Linked DNA regions of Homo sapiens: region 2 is linked to region 1. Evidence: chromatin contacts called from ENCODE Hi-C or POLR2A ChIA-PET data. All regions are on one chromosome and are shown on one strand. Each heading gives the region's core, a stretch centred on a gene start or an enhancer-like site at or near the end of the contact. The rest is flanking DNA. Distances are from core to core; before and after follow the strand shown. Region 1 overlaps PTPN14 (protein tyrosine phosphatase non-receptor type 14). Region 2 overlaps PTPN14 (protein tyrosine phosphatase non-receptor type 14).

Region 1 (4,625 bases), core at 811-3,310:
GCCTCCCAGCAAGATTGCTGGCTCAGGGTGGAGCAATAAGGCCACTTTTGTTGTTATTTTATTCTTGTGTTGTCCATGGCAATAATGTCATCATTTTCATTTGGTGGGACATCAGGGTGTCAGTAAGTCTTGTTACTATAATAGTAAATTAAATTATCTGTGATTTGGTTACAGGACTTTTGCATCAAGATTTTGTAAAGGAACAAGATGATGGTAGGGTGGTTCCCCACATCTGTCTAAATATTTGTTAAAAAAAGGACAAAGAGTTGTGATTTTTAAGTGCTTTGAATAATTCATGTCTTTCCATTAAAGAAAAAAAAAAAAGGAAGTAACTGGCCGGGTGCGTTGGCTCACGCTTGTAACCCCAGTACTTTGGGAGGCCAAGGCGGGTGGATCACATGAGTTCAGGAGTTCAAGACCAGCCTGGCCAATATGGTGAAACCCCGGCTCTATTAAAAATAAAATTAAAAAAATAGCCAGGTGTGGTGGCGGGTGCCTGTAATCCCAGCTACTTGGGAAGCTGAGGCAGGAGAATCTCTTGGACCTGGGAGGCGGAGGTTGCACTGAGCCAAGATTGCACCACTGCACTCCAGCCTGGGCAACAAGGTGAGACTCCGTCTTCACAAAAAAAAAAAAAAAAAAAAGGAAGTAACTGATTATATTAAATGCATATTGCCACCACTTTATCATTCATTCTAAGTAAATAATAAAACATAAGACATGAAAATAAAAGTAAATAATGTTAATAAGAGTAAAGAGGCAGTGTTACAAAGAGTGAGGAGGAACAAGATCAAATTTTAAATTCAGTGAGGCACTTAAGTCATTAAACCTTACTTTTTTCATCTGTAAAATAGACACCATAGGGTTGTTCATGAAGTTGGAATGAGACAATATATTTAGAAATTTAAAAAACAAAACACCAGTGTTCAAGTTCCACTCCTAGTGGGCTTTTTAATTTAATTTAATTTTTTTTGTTTGAGACAGAATCTTACTCTGTTGCCCAAGCTGGAGTGCAGGCATGATCATGGGTCACTGCAGCCTTGGCCTCCCAGGCTCAAGAGATCCTCCCATCTCAGCCTCCCAAGTAGCTGGGACTACAGGCACACGCCATCATGCCTGGCTAATTTTTATTTATTTATTTATTTTTTTGTAGAGACAGGGTCTCATTGTGTTGTCCAGGCTGGTTTTGGACTCCTGGGCTTAAGTAATCCTTCCGCCTCAACCTCCCAAAATGCTGGGATTACAGGCATGAGCCACCACGCCCAGCCTCCTAACACTTTCTTGAGTGGACAGCATTGCATAGTGAAAAACGCATGTGAACTGAAGTTACGTAGACATTGGTTTAAATTCTGGCATTGCCATTTACACTGTGCACCTGTGAATGAATGCTTTAATCTCTTTGAATCTTCCTTTCTTCAACTGTAAAGTAGCTTTTATCGTATCACCCTTGTAAGATAAGGCATAGGGCATGGGCTCTGCCAAGACACTTAGGAACTCCAGAACTTGCAGCTTATCAAACCTGAGTGTTGATCTGTTTGGCGGGGTGGGGGGGGGGGGGGGCTTCTGTGTGTGTGGAATATGGTACCATTGATAGGTCCCTTCTGGAGCATGACCATGGCATTTCTTTTGCATTTACAGCTATCTTCCAGAGGGCCACACTGGGCATGGACACCCTTTTCCCTGCCTGGAGGAGCACAGGTGATAGTGTAATTTTCCAGTCACGAAACTGCTAAGGCCATCTCAGGGGCGTGTGCGCCAGGATAGGCGGGCGGCGTCCGAGGACCACATAGCCATGCCTTTTGGTCTGAAGCTCCGCCGGACACGGCGCTACAACGTCCTGAGCAAGAACTGCTTTGTCACACGGATTCGCCTGCTGGACAGCAATGTTATCGAGTGCACGCTGTCGGTGGAAAGCACAGGGCAAGAATGCCTGGAGGCTGTGGCCCAGAGGCTGGAGCTGCGAGAGGTAAGAGGGGTGTGTCTGTGTGCGCATGTGCGCGTGCATGCGTGTTGGGTATGTGAAGGAGAACTCACCGAAGGGACCAGCCATCTGTTTTTTGGCATCTGTTGTGTTTTTTGGCCTAAGCGACGATGTGTTTATAAGAATCCTGTTATTCTTAGCACGGCTGTGATCTTATCCATCATTGGATGGGGAGACTTGAACACCGCCTAGAGCTGCATGGCGTGGCAGGTTTCCTTTTATTTCAGCTGGGGAAGAGGTTTTGGGGGAGTTGAAAATGAGAGACTCTCCCCACCAAAGTCATCTTCTCTCTTTAAAACAATTGAGTGGGTAGCTGGTATTTTGGCATTCTGGCTGCACATTAAGGAGAAAAAACGCCCACATACGGATGCATGCAGCTGCCTTTTTTTTTTTTTTTTGGTTGTTTCTATATTTTCCTCTAAAAAAAAAAAAACCCCACCGAATAAAGAGAAAAAGCATTTAGAGTGAGCATGACCAGTGAGGCTTTTTGTGGGAGCCTGTAAAACAGAGGTTTTCTTCTTTTTAAGATTCCTCACAGCCCTCGTTGCCTTCACGCCGTCTGTGAGATGGCTTTTAAGCAAAAGCAGGGCTGACCACTTAGAAAGTCATGCTATCACTCTTTAGAAGGGACTTTCAGAGCAGTATGTTGTTTTTGACAGCCAAGCCCTTCTTTTTTCAGTCATACAGACGTTTAGGACAAGAGACTTTTGTGAGCAATCCACACTTCAGCATCTGTGTCTTGAGAGCTGTCTGACATATTGAGCAGTGGGGAAGGTGGTATGGTTGAGTGGTTGCCAATACTGAATGACTGCAAGCCCCTGAGGCTGAGACATTCCTGAGGGCAAGGAAAAGCTGTGGGTAATTGTCCTAGGTCCCTGGGCTCTTGGAGAGTCCAAGTGACAGCATTGCCCAGGACCTCGATGACAGAAGAGGGGTGGCAATCACTGTTGGAAGTGATTGCATGTGGCCTCTCTCCACCTGCTTACAAAGGAATGGGGGCCCAGGAGGGTCTTCCTCTCCCCTTTCCTGCTCTGAAAGTCCCTTCTAAAGACGTCTTCCACAGGCTGGCTGTTTTTCTCAGGGAAACTGTTTCACCTGAAATGCATCTGTCTCCTGCTGTTCTTGGTGTTTATACTTTGGTTTCAGTGATCAGGTATTCCTTTTAGGTATATTTTTCTGTGCAGGAGACTGTCTTGGACAATGGATATATGTATTAGTAGCTTGGTAACTGCCACAGTAGAATAAATATGTGAAATGTTCTCATCTTGTTGATGGGTAGCTGGCTCTCTTTTTCTCGTTGGTATCACATTAGGATACACACATTTAAACACACATTTGCATGTATGCATGGGCATAAAGGAAAAACAAATACTGATTGGGGAAGAGACTTGTCTAAGTTCTTATAGAAAACTAGTATTTTTACTTTTAAGTACTTCCAGTCACTCAAATTAGAGCAACTAATTATTCCTCATATGCATCGGGGGACAGTGTAGCATGTGGTTACAAGTATAGGCACTGGACTCTTGGTCTTGGGTTCAGCTTACTCTTCTGTCATTTATTAGCTGGGTGACAATGGAAAAGTTACTGAGTCTTTTGAGGCGTAAGTTTCCTACCTATAAAATGGCAATAATAATGCTTACTTCACAGGGCTGTTGTAAATATTAAAAGAGTTCCTGTATGGAAAATGTATAGTGCTGTGTTTAATAATTTATAATTGTTCAAATTTGAGAGTCTTAATAAACAACTTAAAAAAAACCCATTTTTTGTTAAAGAAAATATTGAACAACCATCTTGTGCCAGGCACTTTTTTAGAACTTGGTGAAATGAAGATAAATAAGGTACAATTTTACCTTCAAGACATGCACAGAACAATAGGGGAGTCCAGCCTTTAAATAAACAGTTAATATCAAATGTGGTCCAAGCTAAAATAGAATGCAGGGGTAGGCCCAAAAGGCGATGGCTGTCCTTAGTGTTGTGCAGTGTGCAATCCAGCCCACTGAACACTGCAGTCTTGCTGGTGAGAGTGAAAGAGTTGATGGAAGATGAACATAGCCTTCACTCTGAACCAAAACTTGAAGGACATGTATCAGTCCAGCAGGTAGAAAAGAAGGCCATGTCATCTTTAGTGTGGGGGACTGGATTATCAAAGATCCAAGGATGTGAAAGAGCAGCCAACATTTTGGGGGCTGAGAAGGCATCCCTCTGAATCACCAGGTCAAGCTAGAGTTTATAACAAATGGTGGGAGGTGTGTGGAGATGTGTATGGTAATAATGGCTTTCAACAGACTATTGGTTTTCTCAGTGAGAAGGCAAAAGTCAACCCTGGATCATCCCACAACTACCTTATCACAAAGAATAAAGCAGTGCATTGCCAAGTGTGTGCCGTAGTGTGATTGACATTCCATTGCTGAGGTGGGGTTTGTGTTTAATACTGACTTTATTTTGACACGTCCTAATGGGTGCATCCGCATTCGACCAAATCACTTTCTTTTTGAATTTTATGCTTTCCTTCCATGACAGATAACATTGAAGTTGTGCCCTTTTGGGAATCAGTCCTCTAGATACTCCTGAATTAAAGGATCAGATAGAGTAATCTGATACTTTGTTCTTCTTTTGCACACACACACCTTAAAGAAGAATGCAT
Region 2 (4,625 bases), core at 1,158-3,657, 40 kb before region 1:
TCTTGTTAGCAGATGTTAGTGTGTTATGCTGCACATGCCACCGAGACATTCTTGTTTATGAGGACCAGTCATCTGGACTGGAAAAAGATTTTTGAAAGAAAATAAAGGGAGCAAAGAAAAATTCGAGGTCTCCCTCCCCTCACAGGGGCTGTTTTGTGCTGGGTGCAGCGTCAGTTATGTGATGGCTGACTCCAGGGAGAGAGCCACCTGTATCCCTGGTTAATGAGCATTGGCCACCTGGCAGAACCCCACTACCACGAAGATACAGTTTCACTTTTACCGTTTGTCACATCCAATTAAAGGTTTTGGCATTCTTGCCTACTTAAAAAACATTCTGTAAACATTAGAAATAGTTTTTATATTTATTTATTTATTTATTTTCTTCTTTTAGACACAGGATCTCTATCTTCCAGGTTGGAGTGCAGTGGCACCATCACAACTTACTGCAGCCCTGAACTCTGCAACTCAGGTGGTCCTTCCGTCTCAGCCTCGGGAGTAGCTGGAATTATAGGCACATGCCACCAACACCCAGCTCATTTAAAAAATTTTAAAAAAAAAAATTTAAGAGACGGGGCCTCCTGTGTTGCCCAATCTGGTCTCGAATTCCTGACCTCGAGCAATCCTCCCACTGTGGCCTCCCATAGCATTGAGGTTACAGGGTGTGAGCCACCGTGCCTGGCCAGTTTTTATATTTAGGAAAAAAGCTAGCGGAAATTGGCTCTTCCCAGTTCTGAGAAGTTTTTCGATTAATGCTATTGATGATTCCTAACTTGTTATCAGTCTTAGTTTCCTTTCCTTAGTAATCGAAGGAATTGTCCTTGGCTTCCCTTCTTCATAGTAATCTCACTGCTGCCTAAGCAGTGGATGCATGGTTACGTGGCCAGTGTCTCTCTGTCTCTGTGTCTGGGCTTAGGTTTACCCTGAGAGAGTTCATTGTAAATCTGTGCTGAACTGACTATTCGCTCTGAGTTGGAATATTTTCTGCTTATTACAAACTCGATTTTTTTGAGACAAAGTCTAACTCTGTTGTCCAGGCAGGAGTCCAGTGGCACAATCATAACTTACTGCAGCCTCAAACTCCCAGACTCAAGTGATCCTCCTGCCTCAGCCTCCCCAGTAGCTGGGACTACAGACACATGCCACCACCTCGGCTAATTTTAAAAAGTTTTGGGAGAGGTGACGTCTTGCTGTGTTGCCTAGGCATGTCTCAAATTTCTGAATTCAAGCAATCCTCCAGCTTTGGCCTCTCAAAGTTTTGGGGTTACAGGCGTGAGACACTGCACCCAGCTGCAAACTATTAAGAAAAAGTAATGAAAGGCTGAGCTCTTTTCTTTGTAGCTAAGCCTCTTGAGAAAGTTCTGAGGCTGCTGCATCTCCCATTCCGTCCTCAGCTCCTTACATCGCAGCTGGCAGCTCCACCACTGTGTGGGCACTGACCACCCCACCCCCCCGAAGGGACCAGCCATCTCCTGTTGGCCATGGTGAATGTTTTTCAGTCCTTATCTGACCTCCCTTTGGAATTGGACATTGACCAGATCCTTCTCCTTGAAGCGTTACCATCTCGGGTAGTCCCCTGCTCGAGATGTTTCTCCTGCTTCCCTGGGTGTTCCCTTTCACTGTTTGTTGAAGGTTCTCCTCCTGCTGGTCACCCATTGAATGTAGGTGTCAGGTGTCATCTAGCATTGGATCCCATGTCCTCCTGTCACACTTTTTTTTTTTTCCCTGGCGGGTATTCACAGCTGGGTTTGTTCACATGACCGCCACAATGAACTCATATTTAACTCAGACCTCTCGTTGGGGGCCCCCAAATTTCAACTGCTTGTCAGGATCTTTCCATGAGACTGGCCACAAGTATCTTAAACAGAGAATTCTTAGACAGAATTCATCTACTTTTTCCTTAAACCTATCTTTTCTCCTATATTCCCTACCTTGGTGAGGGTGTCACCTCTGATGAAGTTAAACACACTGGGGGTTTGGATCAACCTAAACTCATTTTCCTTCACCCTCTTTATGCAGTAAGTACCAAGTCTTTCCTGTTACTCTAAGGTAGTTCCTTTTTCCTAGTCCAAGCCAGTCCTACTTGTCTGCAGATTCAGTATGTTACCTTACCTCCTGCAGGAAAATTCCCCAGCATTCTGTACCCAGCCCTTATCCTGGGATTGGTCTCCCCTCGATTAAGCTCATTCAGGCTGGTGCCTTGCCTCATTCACCATCATTTCCCCAGGGCCTAGCAGGGTGGTGCCTTGGAAATAATTTAATTTGGTGGAAGTGTCTTAGTACGATTTCATGGCTAATGGGTGTGCTACTCTTGTCATTCAGAGATGGGGCTGGGACATCACCTCTGTGGACATTGTGGTCCTAAGAGCCCCGTTCCTGGGTGCCTGCCATTTGCTTGCGTCAAGTTGGACATGACAGCTACGGGAAAATGATTGAGGGCAGAAGGCAGTTTTGGTGCGACAGGAAGAGCACAGGCTTCCAGGGCTTTGCTGTAAGATCAGGAGAGAATAATGCATCAGAAGTACCTGATGCTGAGTCTGTTCTCAGGAATGGTGTGTTTGAGGCAGCTGCCCATTGCCCGGTGCTTGCCATGTGCTTGGATGCAACCATGGCTAAAAGGTTTCCTATCTGGCTATGTGGTGATTGACTGTGGGTCGCCTTCCTATGGTATTTCTGACTCCTCGAGTGTAATATAAAGGTCTTCGCAGAGGTAGGGCTAACGGAGAGGCAGCGGCAGTTGTTCAATGTTCTATAATGTAAATTGAAAGATTTTTCTTTAGTTTTAAGCTGAGTTTTCCACATTCTCATTACTAGTTGGGGAGGAATGGGAAAGTGGTGACATTATTCGCAGCATTCCTATGACCATTCTCTGGTTCTACAGAAGAGGTGTGTTTGAGGAAGGCACCCAAGTTTCCTGACTATTTCTCACACTTCTCCATCACAAGAAAGCCCTATGTACAAAATGATGAGAGTCCCAAGAAGCATCATTTGCTCTAGGCTTGTCCTTACTGTGGAAGCTCAGAGACTCACCTTTGATCTAAAATAAATAAACAAAAAGCCATAAGGCAAACCTTATTGAAGTAGGTGATGTCGGGTGTGTTTGCTGCTGAACGCATACAAACACTTTATATGCAGATAAAATAAAATGACTCACAACATTGCTGACATTAGTGTGTGTTCTTCCTGCAGCTAAGTACATCATAGGATTTTACCGAATTACACCGACTAATTGTTTATTGACCAACATCACACTAGTGGGATCACAAGACCACATATGACAGTGCTGCACTTTGCTTTGAGAGAGGAAAGGGAAGAATGAACCTGAGGAGAGCTGACTGAAATGTAATAATTCTGTACCGAGATTTGAAGTGAAAATAGAATGCCAATTTTGAGTTTTCTGTTTCTTAAACTCTATTTTAAATGTTTATTTTGTCTTACAAATGTACGTCTACATATTAGACATAAAAATGGAAGCGAGGCAGCTGCCGTTAAATTCTGGCTTCAGTCTCTTCTAAGATTCAGTCCTTCTGATTACTGAGCTGTGTCAAAGATGCCATATCTAAAAAAGAAGTCAACGTCTTTCCTACTTCATCTTCAATACTCACATATACTTAGGACAGATTATCTCTTACATGTCATTAGATATTAGTTTTGAAGATTTAATGAGTTCCTGTAAAGTACTTAGAATAGTGCCTTTCATAATAAATACTGTATAGTGTTTGCCATTTTATTATTGTTATTGCTTATTTTTAACAAAAATTGTATTTAAATTTGCTTGTAGTGACATGTTTCTCCAAGTGTATGCTAGTATAATTTTCACAGTGTGAATTTAAAACTCTGAATCTCTCATTTAATTGGATCTTATCCTTTTGGTTGGAATTTCCTTTAGAGATACTTTGTCAACTTTTGTAGAGTTAGGCTGGTAATATATATTTTCAATAATCAATACTAATAGGTTTTTAAAATGACAGATTTGAGCAACTTTTCACTTAATTTTTCTAAGATCTTCTGCAAAAACTGAGGGAAGCCTGAATACATCCTATGCAAATAATTGACATAAGGATAACACAGTTTCATTTATGTTTTCCCTATTTTTTTCTGTGATATTGTTATTTTTAACATTATTGCGCTATATTTTATTATGGAACACTTTTTTACACAACTAAATCACTCTGTCTTTATTTTGATCATTTGTTCCAAGTCTTCAACATTTTTTCGTAACGTTTAAATGCTAAAACTGTTTAGTTGGCCTCGCACAGTGGCTCCTGCCTGTAATCCCAGCACTTTGGGAGGCTGAGGTGGGAGGGTTACTTGATACCGGGAGTATGAGACCAGCCTGGGCAACATAGTGAGATCCTGTCTCTAAAAATAAATAAATAAAAAATAAGTTGAATGAATATTACAAATATTTTTCAAGACCTGCTGTGTGTTGCACACTATTTGCATATGTTTTTCTTGTTTACCACTCTGAGCTGTATTGTATTATAGGACAATGAAGCTATTTTGCATATAGGAAAACAGGTTTATAAAATGCACATCATTGTTTGGCTAGTAAAGAACAGAGTTGGGTTGAACACAGATCTCTCTCTGTTAATCTCAGGCTCTTAATTATCATGGTAAAACTTTTT

The links. A loop is a pair of places that touch in the nucleus more often than their neighbours do. ChIA-PET counts read pairs that join two places held with the same protein, here RNA polymerase II (POLR2A). Pooled maps may share reads with other maps.
Region 2: a map of HepG2 shows a loop between it and region 1 (2.1-fold over the local background). The contact joins two enhancer-like sites. A Hi-C loop is called at or near these places in 4 of 168 maps with a recorded cell type or tissue (Caco-2, Calu3, HepG2 and 1 more), 1 of 37 single-sample maps with no recorded cell type and 2 of 50 pooled maps. POLR2A ChIA-PET finds 5 or more read pairs at or near these places in 8 of 52 experiments (H1, HEK293, IMR-90 and 5 more).

Annotation. Positions count from the first base shown.
Region 1 is chr1:214,461,971-214,466,595 of GRCh38, reverse strand. PTPN14 (protein tyrosine phosphatase non-receptor type 14) reads left to right here. Exons shown (of 19, transcript NM_005401.5): 2 at 1,639-1,966. The coding sequence starts at 1,793. Among named protein-coding and RNA genes, the nearest start is that of PTPN14, 87 kb to the left of the region's middle. Within about 2 kb of position 2,060, at least 2 of the 41 ENCODE cell types and tissues checked have a DNase peak (open chromatin) inside an H3K27ac peak, as active enhancers do.
Region 2 is chr1:214,502,278-214,506,902 of GRCh38, reverse strand. All of the region lies in intron 1 of PTPN14 (protein tyrosine phosphatase non-receptor type 14), which reads left to right. Among named protein-coding and RNA genes, the nearest start is that of PTPN14, 47 kb to the left of the region's middle. RefSeq lists an enhancer at 922-1,899. Within about 2 kb of position 2,407, at least 3 of the 41 ENCODE cell types and tissues checked have a DNase peak (open chromatin) inside an H3K27ac peak, as active enhancers do.